Regions from separate parts of the Homo sapiens genome. Here regions 1, 2, 3, 4, 6 and 7 are each linked to region 5. A link is a contact called in ENCODE Hi-C or POLR2A ChIA-PET data. All regions are on one chromosome and are shown on one strand. The core of a region is the stretch at or near the end of the contact, and the rest is flanking DNA. Distances in the headings are between cores, read along the strand shown. Region 1 holds the start of MADD (MAP kinase activating death domain). Region 2 holds the start of CELF1 (CUGBP Elav-like family member 1). Region 3 holds the start of ARFGAP2 (ARF GTPase activating protein 2). Region 4 holds the start of DDB2 (damage specific DNA binding protein 2). Region 5 holds the start of PEX16 (peroxisomal biogenesis factor 16). Region 6 holds the start of CD82 (CD82 molecule). Region 7 holds the start of SLC39A13 (solute carrier family 39 member 13).

The links. Hi-C counts contacts between places; a loop is a spot of excess contacts on that map. ChIA-PET counts read pairs that join two places held with the same protein, here RNA polymerase II (POLR2A). Pooled maps may share reads with other maps.
Region 1: a loop to region 5 is called in a map of naive thymus-derived CD4-positive, alpha-beta T cell, with 28 times the contacts of the local background. The contact joins the promoter of MADD here to the promoter of PEX16 in region 5. A Hi-C loop is called at or near these places in 1 of 168 maps with a recorded cell type or tissue (naive thymus-derived CD4-positive, alpha-beta T cell), 1 of 37 single-sample maps with no recorded cell type and 8 of 50 pooled maps. POLR2A ChIA-PET finds 5 or more read pairs at or near these places in 1 of 52 experiments (B cell).
Region 2: a map of naive thymus-derived CD4-positive, alpha-beta T cell shows a loop between it and region 5 (9-fold over the local background). The contact joins the promoter of CELF1 here to the promoter of PEX16 in region 5. A Hi-C loop is called at or near these places in 1 of 168 maps with a recorded cell type or tissue (naive thymus-derived CD4-positive, alpha-beta T cell) and 5 of 50 pooled maps. POLR2A ChIA-PET finds 5 or more read pairs at or near these places in 1 of 52 experiments (activated B cell).
Region 3: a map of naive thymus-derived CD4-positive, alpha-beta T cell shows a loop between it and region 5 (9-fold over the local background). The contact joins the promoter of ARFGAP2 here to the promoter of PEX16 in region 5. A Hi-C loop is called at or near these places in 1 of 168 maps with a recorded cell type or tissue (naive thymus-derived CD4-positive, alpha-beta T cell), 1 of 37 single-sample maps with no recorded cell type and 8 of 50 pooled maps.
Region 4: a loop to region 5 is called in a pooled map, with 14 times the contacts of the local background. The contact joins the promoter of DDB2 here to the promoter of PEX16 in region 5. A Hi-C loop is called at or near these places in 8 of 50 pooled maps. POLR2A ChIA-PET finds 5 or more read pairs at or near these places in 3 of 52 experiments (CD4-positive, alpha-beta T cell, CD4-positive, alpha-beta memory T cell and WTC11).
Region 6: a loop to region 5 is called in a map of B cell, with 6 times the contacts of the local background. The contact joins the promoter of CD82 here to the promoter of PEX16 in region 5. A Hi-C loop is called at or near these places in 1 of 168 maps with a recorded cell type or tissue (B cell), 4 of 37 single-sample maps with no recorded cell type and 14 of 50 pooled maps.
Region 7: a loop to region 5 is called in a map of ascending aorta, with 6 times the contacts of the local background. The contact joins the promoter of SLC39A13 here to the promoter of PEX16 in region 5. A Hi-C loop is called at or near these places in 1 of 168 maps with a recorded cell type or tissue (ascending aorta), 1 of 37 single-sample maps with no recorded cell type and 8 of 50 pooled maps. POLR2A ChIA-PET finds 5 or more read pairs at or near these places in 2 of 52 experiments (CD4-positive, alpha-beta T cell and activated CD4-positive, alpha-beta T cell).

Annotation. Positions count from the first base shown.
Region 1 is chr11:47,268,591-47,271,924 of GRCh38, reverse strand. It overlaps MADD (MAP kinase activating death domain), which reads right to left and starts at 1,792. Exons shown (of 37, transcript NM_001376571.1): 1 at 1,679-1,792. It overlaps NR1H3 (nuclear receptor subfamily 1 group H member 3), which reads right to left. Exons shown (of 10, transcript NM_005693.4): 10 at 2,892-3,334. The coding sequence ends at 3,229. It overlaps MADD-AS1 (MADD antisense RNA 1), which reads left to right. Exons shown (of 3, transcript NR_120569.1): 2 at 784-846; 3 at 945-1,268. RefSeq lists enhancers at 1,733-2,027, 2,501-2,610 and silencers at 1,501-2,030, 2,241-2,350.
Region 2 is chr11:47,551,182-47,554,614 of GRCh38, reverse strand. CELF1 (CUGBP Elav-like family member 1) reads left to right here and starts at 1,483. Exons shown (of 15, transcript NM_001376376.1): 1 at 1,483-1,623. RefSeq lists silencers at 1,208-1,737, 1,808-1,897 and enhancers at 1,245-1,920, 2,596-3,271.
Region 3 is chr11:47,175,510-47,178,943 of GRCh38, reverse strand. It overlaps ARFGAP2 (ARF GTPase activating protein 2), which reads left to right and starts at 2,065. Exons shown (of 16, transcript NM_032389.6): 1 at 2,065-2,162; 2 at 2,310-2,428; 3 at 3,021-3,093. The coding sequence starts at 2,091. It overlaps PACSIN3 (protein kinase C and casein kinase substrate in neurons 3), which reads left to right. Exons shown (of 11, transcript NM_016223.5): 9 at 1-50; 10 at 457-578; 11 at 898-1,422. The coding sequence ends at 1,013. RefSeq lists enhancers at 938-987, 1,068-1,117, 965-1,546, 2,088-2,317 and a silencer at 1,608-2,037.
Region 4 is chr11:47,213,583-47,216,743 of GRCh38, reverse strand. DDB2 (damage specific DNA binding protein 2) reads right to left here and starts at 1,770. Exons shown (of 10, transcript NM_000107.3): 1 at 1,481-1,770; 2 at 272-408. The coding sequence starts at 1,607. RefSeq lists enhancers at 1,438-1,717, 1,007-2,206, 2,048-2,287, 1,494-2,329, 2,330-3,161 and a silencer at 1,768-1,977.
Region 5 is chr11:45,916,024-45,919,339 of GRCh38, reverse strand. PEX16 (peroxisomal biogenesis factor 16) reads left to right here and starts at 1,463. Exons shown (of 11, transcript NM_004813.4): 1 at 1,463-1,640; 2 at 1,847-1,882; 3 at 3,037-3,113. The coding sequence starts at 1,529. RefSeq lists enhancers at 1,639-1,708, 1,655-2,407.
Region 6 is chr11:44,564,022-44,567,585 of GRCh38, reverse strand. It overlaps CD82 (CD82 molecule), which reads right to left and starts at 1,923. Exons shown (of 10, transcript NM_002231.4): 1 at 1,850-1,923. RefSeq lists enhancers at 835-904, 1,410-1,910 and a silencer at 1,825-2,424.
Region 7 is chr11:47,406,623-47,409,977 of GRCh38, reverse strand. It overlaps SLC39A13 (solute carrier family 39 member 13), which reads right to left and starts at 1,388. Exons shown (of 10, transcript NM_001128225.3): 1 at 1,316-1,388. SLC39A13-AS1 (SLC39A13 antisense RNA 1) reads left to right here and starts at 696. Exons shown (of 4, transcript NR_182308.1): 1 at 696-1,026. RefSeq lists enhancers at 1-128, 129-995, 1,284-2,106 and a silencer at 1,086-1,875.

The DNA.
Region 1 (3,334 bases), core at 543-3,042, 1.4 Mb before region 5:
GTTCTCCCAACTGCAATAGAGTCATGAGCAAACTGCAGGAGGTGGGGCACTATAACAGAGCCGCACTCAGCTCCTCCTGAGCAGAATCCAAGGGGGAGAGAAATAGAGAAATGAAATGGGATATGAGTAAAAAGCATAATTTGTTTTAATAAAGAATTATGTAGTTAACCTGTCATGGGATTCGAAAAAAAAAAAAGAATTATGTAGAAATGACTAGAGTGAGAGCCAAAGTATCTTAAAGTAAAACAGAATTTATAGAACCAGAGCTCTAGACTACACCTTGCAATCTATGTTTACATTGAAAACCCGGAGCCCTCTCCAACCAAAATCTCAAAGATCAGGCCTGAAGCACCTCCTACTGAGTACGCATCAGGCCTCTCTAGCCTTGGTGGGATCTCAGTCCCTCTCCACTGACAACTATCTGACGAAACTCAAGTCACTCACAATCATTTCCTTCCAGAGCCACAAGGACCCTGAGATCTTGTTATTATTCTAGCTACGGGTGGTAGGATAAATTTTTAGCCAGAGTTCACATCTGATCAGCAGCCACTGCCTTCAGTTATTCAGATTGCAAAGATAACTAAGATTTTCCTTCTCATTCTCTCCTCTCTCCCCTCCCCAAAAAGACTAACACCTTTAACTCCTCTAAAGACTAAATCCTCTAACATCACCCACAACTCACACTCTTGTCTTCACAACCAACGAGGCTCCGACTCTGCCTCTTGCCTCAACCATGTTTACTAACGTAGAGCCTCTGGTTCCTATCTTCCTGTATTCCAAAAGCATCCAGCTCAAAATGCATATCTATCTGCTGAAGTCCGACATCACCATCAGCTCCACCCAGAGGTAGATTTAGGATTCACAAACTTTTAAGTTATCTATGCCTTTTCAGCAGAAATAGCCATGCTAACCAACCCTTTGGATTCGTCCCTCATTTTGGACAGGATCTCACAGTAAAACCACAGGAACCAGAGAGCGATATGACATCTCTGCTGACGTGAACACAACAGGAGGCTCTCCTCCCCTCCTCTACCTCCCCAGGCAGTGACCTTGCAAGCTCATCAGCACAGACTGGTCCAGCGTATGGGAGAACTGGAGCAAGGAGGCTGGCAGCTGGCAGGGTTGGGGTAGAGGGGAGGGCAGGGAAAGGTGGAAGAAGGTAGATACACGAGGATGGGGAGGAGAGCGATTGCAGAAAGATGAAATGGTGTTCTCTCTCCAGCAAGTCAATTTTGAAATATCAAGTTAAAAAAAAAATTTCTTGAGAACCAAACGTGTTTCTCCAAATTCTAGCCAAAAATAAGGCGCAAGCACGCACACGCACAAGCACACCCGCCAAGCGCTGTGCGGGTTCGGCCCCAGGGCTGGCCAGCTCTGCCCGCCCCCTCACCTGCTGGACAGTTCTCCCCCGCCCCCGCCCCCGCCCCGAACCTGAACCCGAGCCGCCCGCTCGGCAGGAACCAAGCCCAGTAGCCTGAGCCCCCTCCTCTGCCCGGGGCGCCCCCATCCCCGTCCCCGCCCCTCCTCGGCAGACCCCCGTCCCCACGCCCCTTCACACTCCCCCAGGGCCTCCTGAGAGACCCCTTCCTCCAAGAGCCACGGTGTCCTCTCAGAGCCCGTCTCCCGCTCGGAGTCCCCAGACGCTCGCCCAGGACCCCACCGGCCCAGACTCTCCTACCTCCCAAGCTCTGGGGGACTGGCCAGGCCCAGCCCGACGTCCCCCGGCAGCGGGGCGTCAGTCGCTCCCCAGCGCGGCGCCGCTCCGAGCGGGCGCCAGTTCCGCGTCTGCACTGGGGGGCACGCACCACTCGCGCGGGGTGCGGAGGGGGAGGCCGGGGCCGGGGCCGTACCATTCAGCCCGGGGGGCCGGGGCTGCACCGAGCCGAGCGCCGCGGGGCGGGGCCGACCTCGGGAGACAGCGGCTGCGCACAGACCTAGCCTAGCGCCCGTGGGCGCGGGAGGGCGCGCCAGGCCGACCCAGCGCCGTCGCGTGCCAAGTGGGGGACCCACAGCAGTACCTTCTGTTTGGGTTGCTCAGAGAGACTCTCACCCGACGGGGTCATAGCGCCCGTTTCGACGACATGGGGATTCCTCTGAAAGTCACTTCCCAAGATAATCGGCCCCTGAGACTTCCTGACGGGCTCCCCATCCCCCAGTCCCCACCCCCCACTCACGCGCTTTGGCGGTGCTCGGCGTCCGAGCAGGGAAGCCGGCTGCCGAGCGGTGGAGCCTACCAATCCTGGGCAGCGGGGGCAGAGGGGGGCGCGCGGCCGCGGTTACCTCCACCGGGCGCGCGCGGGGAGTGGGGGGGCGTGGCCGCGCCGCGGCGCCCGCTGGGAGATGGAGTCCAGTCAGTCCGCGAGGACAGCCCCGCCTCAGGACATCCTCCCCGCGGCCACACGGCTCTTCTCTTCCTGTCCCAAAGGGCCTGGGGACCGACACTGGGTTCTAGGTCTTTCAGGTTGTGCCTTTTTCAGATGCCAAAGGAAAAACCAAGGCATGCTACACATGCACGTGAGGTGCACCGCCGACGCCTTAGCGCTGAAATCCAACACTTCCTCCTCCACCGCAGAAAGGCAACCGGATCCTACCCGGATCCCAGCAGGGGAAGGGGGCGCCTAAGCCTCAGCATTCCATTTACCCATATGGCGCAGTGGGGGTTAGTAAGAAGAGGCCCCCTCTCACGGCCAAGGCTGTCATTTGTGACTCTCCCTCCTCTGGGCCTGGAGGCGGATCCTAAAGATCGCAGGCTTCCTCCTCTATTACCGTGTCCCCACCCCCAATCCAGAAATTGGTTTCTCTCATTTTGTATTCATTTTGATCTTCCTGTTCAAACAGTACCAGACCTATCAGTGAGGCGGCGCTGAGGCATTTATGGCCATACCACAGAGTGACAGTGGAGAATTTTTCTTGGGGCCCTGTGGGAAAAACAGGAAGTGGTGGAGGCAGGATGGGCAGGGCTCTGGAGAACCCTGTGCAAAGTGGCCCCCAGGCCCATCCGTTTGTGGGGTCAGCATGATCTTCAGACACAGCACAGTGTTAGCGAGGGCTCCACTGCTCAGTAGCCACAAAACTCGCAACCCTTTGACTCTCTTTTAATGCCACGGGAGGATCTCCTTGCCCAGCTCCCAGGAATGTTTGCCCTTCTCAGTCTGTTCCACTTCTAGGAGGCAGCCACCAGGCCTCAGCCATCCGGCCAAGAAAACAGAAAATATGGGGACAGAACAGTCATTCGTGCACATCCCAGATCTCAGAGAGCAGCGGTGGGAGCTTTTTGTCCTGCAGACGCAGTGCAAACACTTGCTCTGAGTGGACGCTGCTCAGGGTCCGGAGG
Region 2 (3,433 bases), core at 234-2,733, 1.6 Mb before region 5:
AAAGCATGGGTGTGTGTGTGTGTGCACATGCCATGCATGCAAGCAGTGTAAAATAGAGTGCTTAGGGAAGACTGGACTGAGAAGGTGACACTTAAGTCAAAGTCTGAAGGAGGTGAGGAAGTGAGCCATGTGGATATCCACATGATTCTATGGAGCACAAAAGGAGACAGACTCTCTGCTTGAAACATTTCTACAACCTATAGCAGCAAATATATGGTAATATTTGTGACAACATTCTGTAAGCTATAATGGTCTATAAATATAGGATGTTTTCAGTCAACTACACATAAAACTATTAACAAGAACAAGATCATATATCAGCATTATGAATGTATATAAAACTACCCAGTACAATTAGGGAATATGATCATGTACAATTTAAGGACTATATGGTACCAGAAAAACTCTGGTTAGTTTTTTTCCCCCCCAAAGGCGAAAGAGGAAAACCCTTGAGGCTTCTGCTTGGAAGCCCACTTGTTGTTTGTGGTAAGGTAGGATATAATCAGTATTTGTGGGTATAAAAATTATATTCTCTGGGAAGCCAGATGATGTTAGAGAGAAACCATCCCATGAGTTATTTGCATGTTGATGGGGCCAAAAGCTTCCAGAACAAAGTTTTCTTTCTTAATCTGCATTTAACTGCCTCACAAGGTCTGGAACCTAGGAATAAATGTTGGCTTAAACAACAACAACAACAACAACAAATTGTACTGCTTGCGTTCCATCTAGACCCAGGGATTCCAGAGTAACTCAGGAGGAAGTCTTTAGAGACCTAACCTGAGTTAAGAAAAAAAAATATATATATATATTTTTTTTTCGGTAAAAGCAGGTTATGGCTGGGCAATCGGTCTCTTAATAGAATCTTTGTGAACTTCCTTATGTCGCAGCGATCGTTGCCAGGTTGTGCGTTCACACTGATTATCTTGCTAAAAAGCACTCCCTGCACTTGGAACACACATATTCACATCCCAGCAAAGAAGGAAGGCCTGGATGCTGTTGCTTGTCTGCTGGGGCAAAAAGGGGCGTGCCATGTGCCCAACGCTGGCCAAGCACCAGTCACTCACTCATCCATTTATTCAACAAATATCTTATTATGCTCCTATTCAGTGCCCAGTAGGGGTGCCTCCTTGCCCACCAGGGTCATCTAGAGCTCCTGTGGGTGCGATGGGCGGAGTCGAGAACTTCAGATTCCCAGGCCTGGCTCTTCCCTCCAGTAGGGATCGGAGACAAAGAGATGCGCCCCTGCAGCTCCCTAGGTTGAGGGCTCCGCCCGCGGCCCCAGGGGCTTAGGTGCGGCTGCTCCTCCACTTCCCAGCCCGAGGGGGCGCTGCAGCGCCCGGCGCTCGGCCCGCCCCTACGCCGCGCTCCGCTCGCATCGGCGCTGCGGGCGGCGCCGCGGTGATACGTTCCCCCTCGCCGCGCTCCCCCTCCTCCTCTGCCCTCCCCGCCGGTGGTAGGTGCCGGAAGTGCCGCCATTTTGGGGTGTTCTGCTCTGGCGGCAGCGGCAGCGGCGGCGGGACGCGGAGGCTCCCCCGGGATTCGGCCTCAGCAGCGAGGCGGCGGCGGCGGCTGCGGAGGCGCAGGCAGCAACTGAGGCAGCGGCAGGCTCAGGTGCAGCCGCTGGTGAGTGCTGCGGCCGCAGGATAACGGGCCGCGGGAGGGAGGGAGGGGAAAAAAGGCAAGAGGGAGGCGCCGCGGGGCGGGTCCGGTTAGGGAGGCCGCGGGTCACAGGGCCCTCCGGGCGCGGCCTTTTCTCGTTCCCTGCGTCCTGGGGTAGGGCTGCGATCTCCTCCTGCATGTCGGGGTCCCCGGCTCCCCGGGTCCTGTCGCGTTTGCCCAGCGCGTGCCCCCGCGCCCAGGGAGACCCGCCCTCCTCGTGGCTTTGCTTCCTCTCCCCGCGCCCTTTACCTTCACTCTCTAGGCTCAGAGGCCTCGTGCCCTGCCCAGGGCCAGCTCCGTTTTCCTCGTCTTTCTGGCTGCCGTGCTGGACCCAGGCTACCTGCCCGGGACACCCCATCTCTGCCCCTGTCGTCTCACGTGTTCTTAGTGTCCACTCCTGTGGGTGCCGAAGGGTCCGCGCCCCTAGAAGGCAGCGCTTTTCCCGAGCCTCGAGAGCCCCTCGTTCCTCGCCCCAGATCCGCTACGGCCTTGGCTCGCCCTCCCCCCACATCAGGTGCTCACCCAGTCGTGGCCTAGTAGCTGGGCAGGAATCTCGCACCCGGGAGCGGGAGGAGCACATTAAAGCGCTTTCTTCGCTAGGGACCAGGCTTTGATTTTAAAGCCAGTGGTGTCGTGGTTGTGGTCCTCCGGGTAGGATGTTGTTGTAATTCTTGGAGACCATTACACATGCACCAAGGAGCTTCTCATTGGTTTAGGCTCATACCCATAGTTGAGGGGAATGTGGTAAGATTTTGACTGGAATCTGTTTCCGCAAAATGGAATCTCTTTCTCGCCAGGAGAGAGCTGTAGGTTTATTACCTTCGAGTAAAAAGGCTGTATAACAGTTTTAAAGAGCATGAAATGCTTTATAATGTGTGCAGTGTAAGAGGTTACAAATAATGAATCTTTTACAAGAACTTCATCTTTTTTTTTTTTTTTTTTAAGACGGAGTTTCGCTCTTGTTGCTTAGGCTGGAGTGCAGTGGCGCTATCTCGGCTCACTGCAACCTCCCCAGGTTCAAGCAATTCTCCTGCCTCAGCCTCCCAAGTAGCTGGGATTACAGGCATGTGCCACCAGGCCTGGCTAATTTTCGTATTTTTAGTATAGACGGGGTTTCACCATGTTGATCAGGCTGGATGGTCTCGAACTCCTGACCTCGGGTGATCCACCCGCCTCGACCTCCCAGAGTGCTGGGGATTACAGGCGTGAGCCACCGCCCCCGCCCGGAACTTCACCTTTTAAAGTTCTTTTCACTGTCTTTGATTACCCATGAATTGGGAAGGCTTTAATTGGATGCTTTCCCCTTGCCCACAAGTGTAGCTTCTCTCCAAGCGCTTTGGAAGTTTCAGCCTCTCTATTAATCCTTGGTGAGAATGAAGGCGTCTCAATATAGAATCACCCTTTCTGTTTTAGCATTAAAGAGTCCACTTAGAAAATCATGGAATTACAATAGCATGCACAAACTGTTGCTACAGTGATTTTCTTCTCATGTTAATTTTTATATTCTTCAGGCTTTACTTACCTAGTATGTGGTTTCTGATCATGAGTTAGCCAAGATTGAAGCAGCACTGTTGGTAAAGCAAAGCTGGAGCTTTCAGTTGTTGCTTTAACCAGGAAGGTTATGGTTCCCCTAGTGGTTCTTTCCTCATGACAGTCCACCACCTGTTTCCATTAAGAATGGCCTTTGGCCCAGATCACAGGCCTCAACTTCTATTCAACCATTCATTCTGACCCCTTTAAAGAAAACCCAGGGTTTTCTTTAGAGATTGTGCTA
Region 3 (3,434 bases), core at 816-3,315, 1.3 Mb before region 5:
CCTACAAGAGATGGCACCGCACCCCCACCCCAGTCCCCGGGGTCCCCAGGGTGAGAGCCAGGAGCGCGGCTGTGGCAAAGAAACAGCTCTGCCTCCCGCCCTCCTTTCCTTTCTCCTTGGTTTCATTTCTTTCACACCTGAAATGGGTTGAAAATTGGTGCCAGGGACCTGAGGGCCTACTTAGTAGTTGTAATGATACTGGTTCTCATAGTGGTTTAGATTTGCTGGGCATTTCCCACATTCCCTCTCGTTTATGCCTTAAATCAGCTGCGTGTGGCAGGAATTGCCTCTTTGCTCACAGTCGGGCATGGCGAGGTAGAGCTAGAATCTTTAGTACCTCACCTGACTCTCCCAGGTGCCTCTGGGGGTAGGGAGGCCTTTGCCCTGATCCTGGGTGAGATCTCCAGCCCCGTGTTCCTTGCACTCTGAGCTGCTCCCTTTGCCTCCCCTCTCCAGCACGGGGCAGGATGAGGAGTGGTCAGATGAAGAGAGTCCCCGGAAGGCTGCCACCGGGGTTCGGGTGAGGGCACTCTATGACTACGCTGGCCAGGAAGCTGATGAGCTGAGCTTCCGAGCAGGTACCCTGGGACCCCTTTCCTAGCTTCAGCCTCTGCCTTATCTGCCTGAGCAGGGGTGTCAGAAAGGGAAGCCAAATACCCACTTCTTAAGGGCCAGTCCTCTGTCCCTTCAGCTGTTCCAGGTCCAGATAGCTGGTGCCTGGTGGCTGCATTCAGGGTCTGGGGTGGGGCAGCTTGCTGACCTTGACCTGCCTCTGCCTGAGCCATGTCTTTGCTAGCTGGGCTCTGGGACCACACCATCCCCCTCAGTCCTTGACCCAGTTGCAGGAACAGGGCCTGGGCCAGGGCCACTGGCAGTGACCAATCCCCTTTCCCCCAGGGGAGGAGCTGCTGAAGATGAGTGAGGAGGACGAGCAGGGCTGGTGCCAAGGCCAGTTGCAGAGTGGCCGCATTGGCCTGTACCCTGCCAACTACGTGGAGTGTGTGGGCGCCTGAGTGTCCTGACAGCCCTTCTGCAACGTTTACCCACCCTGGTTCAGAGCCCAGCTTCTCCTGGAGAGCCGGACCCTCAGGGCCCTGAACCGTCGCTCTCTGGCTGCTCCTCTGTCCCTTGAGGGAGGAAGTCCTGGGACCCAGGGAGGGGAGGGGCCTTTGTCTAGGGAAGGGACTGGTAGGGAAGGGACGAGTCTAGGCTGAGGGCAAGATGGGAGGTCAGAGGTGACAGAAGCGTTCAGGGGTGCCTGGGCCTCCCCAGGAGCTGTGGACTCAGTTCCTGACCTCTGCTTTGGGGTTCCTGGGGTGGGCTTGGGGTGAGTGTAGTTCTGGCCTAGCAGCACCCTCTTGTGGCTTGTTCTAGCGTGTATTAAAACTTGACACACACCCACACACAAAAACAAAAACACCACTGTCGGGCTCATGTGCATTTTTTTGATAGGACACCCTTGCCAGGCCACCAGAGGGCATCTAGAGAGAGGCCTAGCGTCTGTTATGGGGCCGGGGTTGGAAAAGGGTTTGCCTGCTTGGTACCTGCTCTGGAACTTCGAGATACTAATCTGGAGTGGAGGGGACTCGCTGTCAGGCTTGCTGTTAACCGAGAACGGCTGAAGGCTGGGCGAGACGCGGGCCAATGCGTCTGCCCGTTCGGGCCGGAGGGACGAGGAGTGTTTGGGCAGCCTAATCCTTATTCATCGATCTGTAATTAGCTGGAGTGGGGGTCCCCGCCCCCAGCCTCCCGCAGCCTGCGCGGCGTGGGGGCGACTCCACCTGGGGGTTGCGGCGTGGGAGGGGCGGGGGGAAGGGTACTACGCGCGCGAGGAGGTTTGGGCCGGTCCGCGCGCCGTCGCCCCGCCCCGGCTGCGGATTGGCCCGGCGCGGCGTTGATTCTTGCGGCCGCGGTTGTCGTCGCCGCCCCCGTCCCGCCGGCTGCCCATTGGTCCAGATCGGACTCCAATCACCCCACCCCTCGGCTGGCCCAGGCACCGCTGAGGCCGGCCTGGTGAGCCCGCCCTCCCCGCCGTGGATTGGCCCGCGGCGGGACCCGTCAGCCGCGGTTGTGTCTGGGAAGGAGAGAAAATGGCGGCGGAGCCGAACAAGACCGAAATCCAGACTCTTTTTAAGAGGCTTCGCGCAGTTCCAACCAACAAGGTGCGTGAGCAGGGGGCGCGCGGAGTCTCTCGTCCCGCTGGGGCCTGAGGGAGGGAGAAGGGCGGAGGTGGGTTATGTTTCTGGGGTGTCGGTGCCTGGCCTTTACTCGGGGCCCCTGACGATTCGCTCATCGCCGCCTCCACCCAGGCCTGTTTCGACTGCGGCGCCAAGAATCCGAGTTGGGCCAGCATCACGTACGGTGTTTTCTTGTGCATTGACTGTTCCGGGGTGCACCGCTCCCTGGGCGTCCATCTGAGCTTCATCAGGTAGGCTCTCCGCGCGGTTGCCGTGTTTCCACCCGGCCGGCCAGGGGTGTCTGGGCAACAAGGGAGAGTGGCTGCCTCGACTTGGGCCGCTCTGAATTCGGTGGGAAGCCTCTGGGCCGAGAGGGTCCGGTAGCCTCCTGCCAGAGGGAACCACCTGTGTGGGCCCTTTGGCACATGGGCGGTCCGTCTCCGCCTCTGGGCCAAAACTTCCTCTTTTTTGACGGTCAGGCTTGAGACTCTGAGCGTTAGTTGAGGGGAAAGGGAGGCATTGACCTTGTTGTTGCTGATATGTTGTTAGACCAGTATGTCTCTAGTGAGACTGTGACCATCCATTAGGGGAAAGCCAAATCCAGGCGTGCGTGCCTGAGAATGTGACCTCCTTTCGGATCTGGGGACATAATTAGTACTCTTTGGAGTAAATGAACGAAGAGGAGAGTTTTCATGGACAGGGTAGTGTGGAGGAAATGGGGTGATGGCTGATTAATGTTTCCTGGGTGCCTACAGCAGCCTGAGGCCAAGTGACAGGTATCCGGGTTGCCAGGGAAATCCTGCTGGTATCTGCTAGTGGGTGAGACGCAGCCCTTGTACACAGGTCCACAGAGTTGGATTCCAACTGGAACTGGTTCCAGCTGAGGTGTATGCAGGTCGGCGGGAATGCCAATGCGGTAAAGCTCCTTCTACTTCCCTCACCTTCCATTCTTCTGCCTGGTTACTAACTTTGCACGACTCCCTAAGAGGCCCTGTCGTTTTCCCTGTTCAGAGGGTTCTCTGTTCTATAACACCACCATAAGCTATTTTCTGAAAACTTCGAAACTGGTCACAGCTTCTCTTAAATGGGTTTCAGATTCCAATTAAACTGGGCAGGTGTTCTTGGGGAAAAGCCACAGGAGTTGGGAGCCTTCACAGTCATTGGGTCTTGTGGGCCTGCCCTGGATGAAGGATGGGGAGGCTGGGTATGGGATGTTGTGCTCAGGCAGCGTTCAGTGGGGCCTGGACTTCAGTCATA
Region 4 (3,161 bases), core at 521-3,020, 1.3 Mb before region 5:
GCTAACTGCCTGCCCTGTGCATGAAAATATTTGCAATGTACACGAACGAATAATCTTGGAAAGCAAAAGGGGCAGAGTGCATTCCAGCTGGGACCTTTACAACATAAGACATTTTTTACCTGGCTGAGTGCCCAGTAGGCCAGTCACCACAGTCTGGGTGATCGGACCACTCTGACAAGCTGGTGAACCAAGCCATCATCTAATTTGGGAGCATGCAATAGTAAAAATGCACGTGTAAACCCTTGAGGACTTGAGGCAAAAAATGCCTTACCTGCTGGACAGATGGCCAGGAAGCTCTGCCCAGCTTATGCTGGTGGAGGGTCCTGACGATGCTGCGGCATGGTGGCAGGATCTGTGGGCCAGCCAGCCCCACCCAGAGGCAGTCTGAGTCACATCTTCTGCTAGGACCTGCCAAGCAGAACAGACATATTTTCCTCTCCAATCTCACGAAAGGTTTTTCTGCTGAATTCCCCGAAAGGAAGCCTTGTTTCATTCGGCACGGTTAATCTCTGTCTCATCACCTCCTGCGGCCTTTCCATGTCTGTGTGGTCTCAACGAGCACCAGAAATAAAAAAATGAGTGAGGATTTGGCCCCTTCCCCAAAACACTCCCACAAACAGTAAGTCTGAAGTGAAAGTAAATACAGTCGTGCAGGGTTCCTGAGACCCCAGCCAAAGAAACACACAAGGATAAAGTACAATGCAGAACTCTTCCCAGTTTGGGCTGCAAAACTCGAGATGGGACTGGGTCACAATTTTATAAATCACATATAATGCACAATAAAAAGATTTTAGGGCAGCATGGCAGAAGTCACCGTTTAGGAAAAGAAGGAATAGGAAGGCCTGGAAATGCTCTTAACTAGGTTACTTCTGGGGAGGTAAGTGAAATTAGAATAGCAATAAAGCAACAACTCCTGATCACCAAACTGTATTTGAGGACCCAATCACTATAGGTCCGACGTCTTGACAACCAATTCTTTCTTCTCATGGACAAAAACCACTTGATTAACAAGCCCCAGCTCGTTTTTGAGTGTCTCGAAACTCCTTATAGCCCCAGGTTCAAGCCCCAGTAAACCTCAGAGAATGAGCTTTCTAAGGAGGAAGGAATTGGGGGCTCTCACAACTGACCACCGAGGACGTGCAGCTAACAAGCGTGACTATGAAATCCAGCACACACAGCGCCAGGAAAGGTAGGATTCTCTGAAGCCGTCCTAACTGTGCAAGAACCCTGATACGAACAAGGAATCTGACAAGTCCGTGTGTCTGTTGTTACGGAGCTCATCTGCTTCCTGTTACCTAGCGGGAGAGGTGTTGAAACCTAAACACTCTGGTGTCAAAGGACCTGCAGGTAGAATGCACAGCCGGAGGCACCCGTGACCTGCGCGGGCCTCGGGAGCCTCGGAGCACCCATCCCCCGCTGCAGCCTCCTGCGCGAGCACCCTAAAAGGCGGAAATATTCAAGCAGCAGGCACAGGCAGTACCGGAGCCCTTCGCACAGAGCTTCTTGGCCTCGGGCTCCAGCTCCAGGGGACTCCTGCTCCTCTTGTTCCTGGGGCGTAATACAATCTCGGAGGTCTTCTGGGTTTCTGGGCGTTTCTTGGGAGCCATCGCGTCCTCCGTGTGAAGGGGTACTGTGCTCTATGCGAAGATCATGGAGGGAGGATTGAGAGGCCTCTGGGGAGAAACAAGGCGGGGACTACAAAACTGCGGGGCCACAGGTAGCCGAGCTAAGCCAACTTCCCGCCAAACATGCCCAGGGCTTGTTCAAACCAGCTTGGAGCTCCGGCCCCACCCGTCTCGGAGACCCCGCCCCTTCCTGGAAGGCGGGGGCGCGGGGAGGGGGTGGTGCCAAGGGGCGGTGCCAGCGCTCCCGGGAGGGGCGGGAACTGCGCCAGGGCCAGTGCCAGCCCGGGTCAGCTGACCTCCCTGGAGCAAAGATGGTCCCCGGCTTTATGGATTTTTTTTTTTTTTTTAGCAACAGGGTCTGGCTCTGTCGCTCACTCTGGAGGGCAGTGGGGCGATCATAGCTCAGTGCAGCCTCCACCTCCTGGGCTCAAGCGATCCTCCCACCTCAGCCTCCTAAGTAGATGGGACTACAAGCGTACGCCACCACGCCCGGCTAATTTCTCTCTCTCTCTCTCTTTTTTTCTTTTTCTGGAGAGACGGGGTCTCGCTTTGTTGTCCGGGCCGGTCTTTAACTCCTGGGCTTAAGCGATCATCCAGCCTTGACTTCCTGACACGAACCCTCCTCAAACGCGGCGCTGCCAGGCCTCTGCGGGTCCGGGGAGGAGGCCCGGTGCCAGCCAAGGCTCTGTCTCCCGCCTTGCAATTGGTGATGACGCCCGCTCGGGCTTTGGGATTGGCTGGTCCCTACAGGGTGTAGTTGGGGAGTGGCGGCTTTGTAGAGAGCTAGTGCCTTTCCTAAGTTAGAAGCTGGGCTCTACCAGCGGTCAGCTTTGCAGTCGGATTCCAGAAACTACAGTCCCATCGAATCCAAGCTGCTTCTCTGTGAAGGGAGAATGATTGGAACTCCTTGCCTTTTTTTTTTTTTTTTTTTTTTTTTCCTAGAGGCAGTGTCTCTCTTCCGTTACCCAGGCTGGAGTGCAGTGATGTAATCACAGCTCACTGCAGCCTTGACCTCAAGTTTCACTGATCCTCCCACCTCAGCCTCCCAAGTAGGCTTGCAGACCTGTATCCCCAAGCCTAATTTTTTTATTTTTATTTTTGTAGAGACAAGGTCTTGCTATGTTTCCCACGTTGGTCTGGACCTCCTGGGCTCAAGTGATCCTCCTGCCTCTGCCTCCCAAAGTGCTGGGATTACAGGCATGAGCCACCGTGTCTGGTTCTCACTGCTCTTTTATTTGTTTGGTCGTTGGCTGTTTTTATTTTTTCTTTCTTTCTTTCTCTCTTTCTTTTTTTTTTTTTTTTTTTTGAGACAGGGCCTCTCTCTGTCACCCAGGCTGGAGTGCAGTGGCAGGATGTGGGCTCAATGCAGGCTGGACTTCCTGGACATCGATCCTCCCACCTCAGCCTCCCGAGTAGCTGGGACTACAGGTGCGCGCCGCAACACTCAGCTAATTTTTGCATTTTTTGTAGAGACAGAGTCTCCCTAAGTTGCCTAGGCTGGTCTAGAACTCCTGGCATCCATCCACCTCGGTCTGC
Region 5 (3,316 bases), core at 214-2,713:
AATGATGTCGACGATGCCCATGACCACCTCCTCTGTTCTCCAAGACCTTTGCCTCTCCTCAGGCCCCTGGTCACCTTTCCCTGGGTCTTCGTTCTTTGATGTGAGAAGAGGGCAGCTTTAATCCCCCACCTGATAGAGAAGAAAACTAAGCTGTGGAGTAGGGTGGAGTGAGGGAGTGGAAGGAAGGTTGTGGTTTCCTGGTGAGGTGTGATGCTTAGACCTGGTCTCTAAAAATAAAATTAAAGTTAAAAAAAATGAATTAAAAAAAACCGCCTAGTCTCTGAGGTCAGAAAAGACCAACACTCAAATTTTGGCTGGGCGTTCTTAAAAGGATGCTTTCTTCATCTGGAGATATCTGGTGGAGAGGATTAGGTAAAATAATGTATTACTATTCTCAGGGTACCATAAATCCGCTGGCCCGCTCCCTCAGGCCACTGGCCCACGGCTCCACCCATGTCACGCCCCTTTCCCCGCAGCCAATCAGCGCTACCTCCCCAGAGCGCCCGTTCCCTCCACCACTCGCCGCAGATCTCCCGGTGCCACCCGTTCCAGGGAGGCTGCTTGGTTTGGGAAGATACTCCCCAGGGGTCTCCCCTTCCCTTGGGGGCGCAGCTGAGGACTGCGAGGTGCGTCCGAGGGCCAGAAAGCTGAGATCGATTCTGAGTTCAAGGATCAAGTCTGCCCTCAAACCATTTTACAGATCGGGAAATCCGAGACCCAGAGAAGGGATACTCCCGCCCAAGGGCCACCGAGCCGAGAGAAGCCCGGGCCAGGGCTTTCTTCGCGTATGTGGGAATGCAGGCGCGAGCCCTTTGGGGGGCACAGTCCATACGGGAGCTGAGGCCGAAGCCGGAGCACTAACTGTGCTGTCTAGGGGATCGAGACGGCACTAGAGGGCTGGACTCCTTACTGCCTCAGTTTCCCCAGCACTACCTTTGTTGAGGAAACGGAGATGGGGATACTGGCCGAACGCGCGCCTGCTGAGACACAGTGCAACTGTATTTAGACGCCCCGCACCTCCCCAAATCTGATCGAGGCTCCTTTTTTCAAGCACCCGCTATCTCTCAGCCCTTTAAAATCCGGCCCTGCCGTTCGAGTCTCTCGGCGTTCCATTGGAAAGACTCGGGGCTCCAGCTCCCTTCTCTAGAATGAACTGCTCTGACTGCCGCCCGGCTTTACCGGAGCTTTAACTGCGCAGGCGCAAGGGCAGCCAACCCGGTAAACGGAAGAGCTGGGTGCTGACGGCGCTGGGCGGGTCAGGGGCGGAGAGCGTGCTAACCAATGACTTGAGGGAGTAGGGGGCCGGGTTTGGGCCCTCAGTTGCTAAGGGCTACCCGAGTGGGAAGCGGTTCAAGAGATGGGGTGAAGGGTGGTTCACCGGTTCTTCAAGTCCTCAGCCTTCTGGCCCGCGGAAGTTAAGCAACCAAGAGGCGGGCCTAAGACCGGAAGCAGGAAGGAGGGCGCAGGAAGCAGGGCGCCGCAGCCTGTCGTACGGTCCTTCTGTGGGTCTGTCGGTGCCGAGGGCAGGATGGAGAAGCTGCGGCTCCTGGGCCTCCGCTACCAGGAGTACGTGACTCGTCACCCGGCCGCCACGGCCCAGCTGGAGACAGCAGTGCGGGGCTTCAGTTACCTGCTGGCAGGTGCCACCCTGACCTTTGATCAGTTCCTTCTGGGCCCTGACCTATGACCCCAGTGGCCCCCTTCCCTGCGGAGTCAGGGTAGTGATCGCTGTGCTTGAGAAGACCCGTCCAGGTTCCCAAAGGGCGTAGGGAGGGGATTTCCGGGACCCGAAGACGAAATGTGAGGCAGATGCTCACTCACACCTCCTTCTGTACCCTCTCCCCAGGTCGATTCGCCGATTCGCACGAGCTGTCAGAGCTGGGTGAGCCGGGCTCTGGGGGTGGGGGATGGGGGATCGGCTGCCTGGCCCCTGGTGAGTTCCCCAGAGAGGGTGAGCACCCCAGCCCGAGGACCTGGGCTGCCCGTTAGACACCTTGTGCTATGACTGAATCGGCACAAGGTCTGTTGTTCATTGTCCTGGGCCCTCCATGTCCCTAAGTCAAGAGACACGTCTGGGGACCTTATCTGAGTATTCACTACTGGCCAGGCGCTGGACTAAGTGCCTTTCTTACCTTTACTTGTTAATCCTCCCTACAGTCATATTAAGTGGTACTTATTGTCATCACTGTCCATTTAAGGAAGAAGCTCAGTGAGGTTAGAGAACAGTCACTGATGGTCCCAGAACCAAGATTCAAGTCTAGATCTCCCAGATTCCAGGATTCCCAGATTGTAACTACCTCAAGAGTGTTTGCCCAGTGACTGCTGTCACAGTCCTGAAAGAATGCACTGGGTTTTGAAAAGCAGAGGTGAGGCCAGGTGCAGTGGCTCACACTTGTAATCCCAGCACTTTGGGAGGCAGAGGCAGGTGGATCACGTGAGGTCAGGAGTTCGAGACCAGCCTGGCCAACATGGTGAAACCCCATCTCTACTAAAAATACAAAAATTAGCTGGGCATGGTAGCAGGTGCCTGTAGTCCCAGCTACTTGAGAGGCTGAGGCAGGAGAATTGCTTGAACCTGGGAGGCAGAGGTTGCAGTGAGCCGAGATTGTGCCATTGCACTCCAGCCTGGGCAACAAGAGTGAAACTCCGACTCAGAAAAAAGAAAAGTGGAGGTGGAATAGACCCTCAGGAACAGGCTGCCAAGAGAGAAAGGGCCAGGAGGTGGGACCGTGTATCTGTGGCAGTTCAGAGAGCGATGGGCAGTTGTGGGCAGCTGGATGACCAGTGCCATCCAGCAGGGCAGTAACTGGCTTGTCACTGAGATTGACCCATCCTTTCTTGGTCCAGCCACCCTTGTGAGATCATGTTGGGGAGAGGGGAGTGCTGAGGAAGTGGGTGGAGAAGAAGGTTGGTTTCCACATAGTCTGTGGGTGTCTGAGCAGAGCATGTGACAGGTGATCCCTGCAGCTCTGGGGAGAAGGTGAGAGGGATGGAGGCTGCAGAGCCAGCCTCTCAAGGCCACTCTCTACCCCTCAGTGTACTCTGCCTCTAACCTGCTTGTGCTGCTCAATGACGGGATCCTACGGAAGGAGCTTCGGAAAAAGTTGCCTGTGGTGAGAATTCTGCCAAGAACAGGGTGGGAAGCATGGGGACTCAGGAATGAAATAGTAGCAGCTAGCCCATGCGTGCAGCACATGTCTCATGGAGTATGAGACAGGCCTATGTCCATCTGAGCCTCAAACCATCTCATTAGGTGACCTGTAAAGTGTGAGTATTCCCATCTTAGATGAAGAGACTGTCTCAGGTGAAGAGAGGT
Region 6 (3,564 bases), core at 674-3,173, 1.4 Mb after region 5:
CCAAACTCCAATTTATGCCACTTCAGTGCTTGAAGAGACTGTGGTCCCATGTTGATCCAAGCCAAACCAGGACCAGGAGCCCAGAGAGAAAGTCCTATTCAAGTCTCACCCCCTCCAGGAAGCCTCCTTACCCCCACCCCCTGCCCTGGCTTCTCAAGTGTCTCACTCTTCTGAACACCTCCCCCTGCCCTACATACACACACAGTCTCCTGCACACAGCGCAGCCGCCAGTCCGTCTCTGTCCCACAGCACTTTCCAGTTTGTTCCATACTGTACAGCTTATCTCCCAGAAGATGCAGGGAGCCAATATAATGCAGCACCTTCAGCGTCCTTCAGTGTCCAACCCTGCTTAGATATCGGGTGCCCACATTGCCCCTCGCCCCCATCCCAAGCCAAGTGTGCAATGGTATAGCTGGATTCCAGCCACCAGGGCAGAACAGACCCATGAAATCTCATCTGGTTATAAGCCCTGGGTGTGACTGATCCTCTCTACAGGGACATGGTAGGGATGGGGGAGCCCTCATTGTCAGCAACTCAGGCCTGGCTAGTTCACCTCTGTATCCTCTAGCTCTCTCTAGCATATAGTAGGTGCTCAGTAAACATTTTTAGACTTATTTAACTCAACACTTACCAACCTCAAGCAACATTACAGAAAACTCAGCCACTCTTTGTTCCAGATGACACAGTCCTCATCCCTCAAATAGAGTGATGTTGGTGGCAGGTGGCAATTTCTGGCTTTCACAAGGTCAGGAGGGGCTGTAGCCAACCCCATCTCTCCAAGAAAAAAAAAAGGCTCATTCCCCATAGGAAGCAAGCCCATCACCTGCCCACCCGCATCAAAGCAGCTGTCACAGAGGGAGGTCTCACTGGTTTCCTGGCACCTTGCTAAGTAGTGTATACACATTATTCTATTTAGTGCTTGCTCCTGCTATTGGATATTGTCATTATCCCCATTTTACAGGTGAGGAAACTGAAGTTTGGAGGGGGAATGGAATCCAAATCAGTTTGATCCCAAAGCCCAAGCCTTGACCACAGAACTATGCTGCCCCGCTACTGGGGCCCAGCACAGAGCACCCACCACCTCCAGGAACAGAACCCGTCAGCCAAGAAATTAACCCCGGGTATGCTTCAAGGGCCCCTGGGGCCCTGGGCTTGACCCTGGGCCCAAGGATTGGTGGGGTTTTCCCTTCTCTTCCCCACTCACCAGTGTAAGAACTGTTCCCCAGTTTCCAACCTCCTGCTCAGGCCAGCTCACCTGGAAAAGCCCCACTGAGTTTCCAACTTGAAGTCTTAGGGGGTCCGGCTCAGTTGAACTGTTAGAATTGGTGGGAAGCAGGTGAGGCGGGAAATGGAACCTCCCTGCTTTGGCCTCCTCTTCCCCAGGGTTGGTGGGTTCGAGCCCCAACCGAGGAAACAGTGCACTCTTTAAAGCAATTCGCTTCTCTCAGTCCCATTTTGCAGGGAGAGAAACTGCAGAGGGCAACGCGATGGGAACACCTGTGGCGACCTGCAGCCTGCTCTCACCTGCCAGCTCTCACCTTCCGGCGTTTTAAGTGAGAAAGGGCAACGGGAGCGTGGAATTCACCTGGTTCACTTCCTCCTGCTGGAACCCGGGAGGTCCAGAGCCAGGTAGAGGGACGGACCCAGGATCACGCAGCTGTGCACGGCCGAGTGTGAGAACTGGGGGTTCAGGACTGGTGGCTAAAGCTCCTTTTCACCCACCAGCTGCCCCGACCTGTCACTAGTTCCGAGGAAAGTTGTCCGAGCCGGACCGCAGAAGCGGGGGCTAAAACTAACTTTGCCTATGGTTGTCCGGCAGGCTACCCCGGCCCGCTGCCCCCTTGCTCACCTGCGGGTTCTGCTTTCTGCTCCGCGCTGCAGGCCCAGCGTCACCCGCTCGTGCCTCAGTCGGCGTCGGACTGCACAGCCCGGGGCTCAGTCACTCCTCGGCCCCCTCCCGGCTGCAGCCGGGGAACGCCGCGGACTCGGCAGGCCCCGCCCCCAGAAGACACGCCCCCTCCGCCGGCCCCGCCCCCGAGCCCTTTGGGAAGGCGGTGCGCTCCCGCCGGCCAGGCCCCGCCCACTATGGCCGTACCCCAACCAGCCTCGCCCCCGGGCCCAGCTGGAGCTGAGGCCCCGCCCCGCTACGGAGTCTCTCCTCTATCCCGGCAGCCCCGCCCCCAGGTTACACTGGGGATTAAGCCCGCCCCGCTCCAGCCCTGTCCACTCACGGCGCTGCCTAACGGTCCCGCCCAGCTCCCGCCTACCTCGTCCTCCCGGTCTCCTCCCGGGCCCTCCCAGCGCCCCCGCCTCCTTCACTTTCTCCTTCGAGCCCACCCCATCCCCCGGCCCTAGTAGGGTGAGGCCACGCCCCTCCCCGCACCAGCCTGGGCTCAGCGCCTTCCTAATCCTGCCCTGCCCTGCCCCTCTCATCTCGGGCGGGTAGCCCTGGGGCCCCCACGCTGGCATTCCAGGGCGGGTGTATCCGGGTGCCGCCGGGGAACGGCGTGGGAGCGGTTTGTGTCCTAAGTCGGGGCCTCTATCAGGAGGCGGCCTGGGCCCAGGAACTTTTTGAAAATACTGACTACCATTGATTGAATCCTTGCCAGGGGCCAGGCTCTATGCCAAGCGCTGAATACAGTTCTAGCCCTTGAATTCCCACAACTCATGGGTACTCTCGTTGCGCCTATTTTACTAATGCGCAGTTTAAGGCTCAGAGAAGGGAAGTCGAGGGCTCTGAATCTCATGGAGGCGGGCGTGAGCGGGATCCAGCCTCAGGTCCTGAGTCACAGGCTTGAGCTGCCCCAGCTTGCCTGGACTGGCCCCTGGGGAAGTAGCCCAGAACAACCAGTGCTGGGGCAGTGCCCAGCAGCTGCCTGAGGTGAGGGAGGAGGTGTGGGTTGATGAGAATAGTGGCAGGAGGGGCTGTGGGCCTAAGCCCTCAAAGCTGGCTTTCTCCCTGAAGAAAAAGTGGCCCAAAATTGAGGTGGGCTGCAAGAGCTCTCTAGGTGGCTGCGGTGCCCACCCTGCGTCCCAGCCCTCTGCCCTCCCAGGCTCCAGAGGACTAGCCTCAGGCAGATTACCTGGTTAATGACCAGGGGCATTCACCTGTGCAGCTGACAAAGCTCTTTCACTTCCATTATCACAATGTCCTCTCACAACACACCGTTGTGGGAGGGTATGATTATGAGCGCTTTGTACGAGTGGAGTAAGGGCGGGAGCTGGATCCCAGCCCAGCACTGTAGTTCTCACAGCGTGGTCCTTGAACCAGGAGCAACATCATCTGGGAACTTGTTAGGAGTGCGTATTTTGAAGCCCCATCCCAACTTACTGAATGGAAAACTGTGGGACAATTGGTTTTAATAAGGCCTCCAGGTGATTCTGAATCACATTCAAGCATGAACCACTGTTGAGCAAACTGTAAAGAAGTCAGGGTGGTCTGAGAATCACACAGACCTAGGTAGCTTCCTGGTTGCGTTTTAAACCCAGGACAAGGCAAGATACTTAACCTCTGGGATGAGCCCTTAAACAGGGAATAATAATAAAATGAGCCATAACAATCAT
Region 7 (3,355 bases), core at 139-2,638, 1.5 Mb before region 5:
TGCTGTCCTTGCCAGAGCGTCTGAGCATCCAAATGCTGGGTGCACAGCAATGGGGCCCTGTGTCTCCACACCCTACTCCTGAGCACTGCGTATTTTTTCCTTCTGAGCAGCTCCAGACTGTGTCAGCACCTCCGCCTGAGGCTAAACTTTCCCTAATGACAGGGTGAGGCGCTGGCTGGCTCTCCTCAGCCACCGGCGGCACGGCCCGGCCCAGCTGGGTGTCTCTGGCTGCCAGGGGAGGCCCTGCCGCCCGCGACACCCCAGAGACTGAGGCACCCCTTCTAAGGGGATGGGGTGGATTCAGAGAGACATACGTGGGGAAACTGAGCAGATGAGCCAGGGCAAGACCATCCACGCTTCTTCCTAGGACATGAGACCAATGTCCCCAGGGCACTGAGGGCAACAGGAGATGGGGCTGATGAGGAAGGAGCCTTTAGCCAGGGGATGCCTCTCTCTTGTATAGCGCAGGCTTTAGAGCCCCCACGGTGAATTCTATGCTGCACTTTGAGCTGTCTAACTCTGGGCAAATCTCTGAAGCCCCCCCTCTGAGCCTCAGTGCCCTCATCTGCAGGACAGGGATCAATATCACCTGCCTCAGCTGTGAGGACGAGATAAGCCTGAAAGTGCAGGTGGATGTACCCGGCATGAGGAGGCGCAGAGGCCCTGCCTGTGCCAGGGAAGGCCTGGGGCTCCCTGCAGCAGGAATGTGCCCAGCCGGCCGATCACAGGATGTGGACGTGAGTCAACCAAGCGAGAAGTTCCATCTGGAAACTCGGGCATGAGGTTTAAATGTGGTCTGCTCTGCCTCAGGCTGGCTGTGACCTTGAGCTGGTGATGTCCCTGCCTCAGTTTCCTCACCTTCTGATGGAGATGGGAGGGGAAGAAAGCAGCTGCCTCTGGGTGGTGGCAGAGATGCCCATGTCTAGGACCTCCAGGCCTTAACTAATCAGGGGCACTGATGAAGCCAGCGGGGCTCCACTGGGGACCACAGGCAAGACTGGGCCAGGACGAGGCGGTCACGCAGAGGTGAGGGGACCACAGGCTAGCGGGAGGGAATACACGGAGAGTCCAAGGGGAGAGGAAAGTAGAGAGTGAGAGAGCTAGAGAGAGGCGGGTGGGACGCGGAGAGGACAGCGAGGGAGGGATGGGGCGTGGGGCGCGGAGCGATGGGGGAGAGGAGGCCGAAGCGGGCGAGCCTGACTCCCGGGTCCTGGGAGCCGGCCCAGGTCTGATGAGGACCAGTCGGACGGGGCGAGGGATCGGCCGGGTCCATCACGCCCGGGGCGCGGGCCCCGAGGGTCCTGCTGGCACTCACCGTGCGGCGGCGGCGGCGGCGATCCGGGCGGCCCCAGCCATCCAGCTGCGGTGCCGCGCCCCGCCCAGGCTCTGCCCCGCCCGGCCGCCCGGCCGCCCGGCCCCCGGCCCGGGGCCGCCCCCGGCGCGCGGCCACGTCACAAGGGGCCTGTCCGGAACCCGAGGCGCCGCGTGCCGCGGGGTCGGGGGGAGTGGCGGCGGGAGGGCGCTTCCGCCTCGCGGCGGTGGGGGACCCGGGTAGAGGGCGCACTTCCGTTTGGGCAGGGCTGCGGGCCGGAGGGGAGGGTCGGTCGGAAGTGAGAGAGCCACACGCACCGCGCTCAGCCAGGCTGGGCAGGGACGGAAGCGGCGGCTCTGCGGGGACCGCGATCGACCAGGCTGCGGGGCTTGCGGATCTGGCCGCCGCTTCCCGTCCAGGGCCGCAGTCTGCCCGTGGCCGCACGGGGGCGCGCCCGGCCGCCAGACCACGCCGCCCAGGTCGGGCTGGGAGGACTACTGTGCGCTCCTGCTCTGAGTCAGCCCGGCCTGGCTCCTCCATGAGCAAGGGAAAGGGGAAGTGCCTGCCGCAGGGAGGGGCCTGGCCCCGGGAACCTCAGAAGAGGGAATTTTATTCTTACTCATCGAATTATTTTTATGCTTTGGTTTTTCACTGGGAACCTCAGGCCACTGTCTCCAGGGCTTGTAACCCTTTGGGGTCCAATGCATGGTGGCTGGACCCTGCTGATGGGAACTCCAAACCTGGGAGGCGAGGGCTCTGTGCTTCCCTCACCTGGAGGAAGCTAGACCTGACCTCTTTGGTTAGACTAAGGCAGCAAACACTGGATAGCAGTTCTTATAACCGCAATTTACTGACCACCTACTATGTGCTATTCACTTTACTCGCACTATCTCACTGAATCCTCATATTATCCCATTGTGGTGGGTACTGTTAGCCCAGGGTCACACAGTGGCACAGATGGCAGAGCCAGGATTCAAACCTGGGTGTCCTGAAGCCAGAGTATGTGATACCACTTCTCACGTCTAGGTCCTGAACAGCAGTGGGAGTCTGGCTTGGCGTTTCGAGTTTGTATTCTTCTCTGGAAATCAGCCAGTACAGGAGAAGATTCAGGAAGGGGCATGTGGGTACTCACTTGGGCAGAGATAGCGACTGAGTACAGGTCTCTTAAGTCTCTGACCCTCATCAGCCTCCCATGGCAGCTCCAACCATTTACTCTGTCACTTTCCCCTCTGCTGGGGCTCTTGAGAGCACACTCAGCTCTCAGGGCTGCCTCTGGTGCCTGTCCCACTTCATGTTGCACTGTTGGCCTTCCTTAGACCGCCAACTTCTCCCTGGTGGCCCAGCTTGTCTTCTGAAGCTTTCTGTCCATCTCACCCCACCGGGCCCATACAACTGCCAGGACGTTCTGTTCCCTCCCTGAGTTCCAAAATGGAATCCCTGGGTTAGTTTCTTGGCAAAGAAAAGCTACTCAGGGATCCTGCCCTAGGACTTCTAAAATGCCCCCCTCCCTGTATGCAAAAGCGCTCCATCTTATGCAAAGCACTTCACAATATGCAAATGATTTCACAATAACACAGTCAGCATTCCTGCCTCTGGAGGCTGAGCGCTCCTGGCCACCCAACAAGGGGATGGGCAAGACCCAGCCAGAAACGTTACTTGGTGCCAATGCACTACCCTTTCCTCCCACCTGGCCTGGAATTCCCATCGGATACCTAAGGCCCGGTGGCTCACATCTGTAATCCCAGCACTTTGGGAGGCCTAGGAAGGAAGATCTTTTGAGCCCAGGAGTTCCAGACCAGCCTGGGTAACAAACTGAGAACTGGTCTCTACAAAAAAATTTAAAATTAGTCAGGTGTAATGGTGCGCACCTGTAGCCCCAGCTACTCAGGAGGCTGAGGTGGAAGGATTGCTTGAACCCGGGAGGTCAAGGCTGCAGTGAGCCCTGATCGTGCCACTGCACTCCAGTCTGGGTAACAGAGCGAGACCCTGTCTCAAAAATAAAAAAATAAAAAAAATTACAAATTAATAAAATTGCAGGGGTTT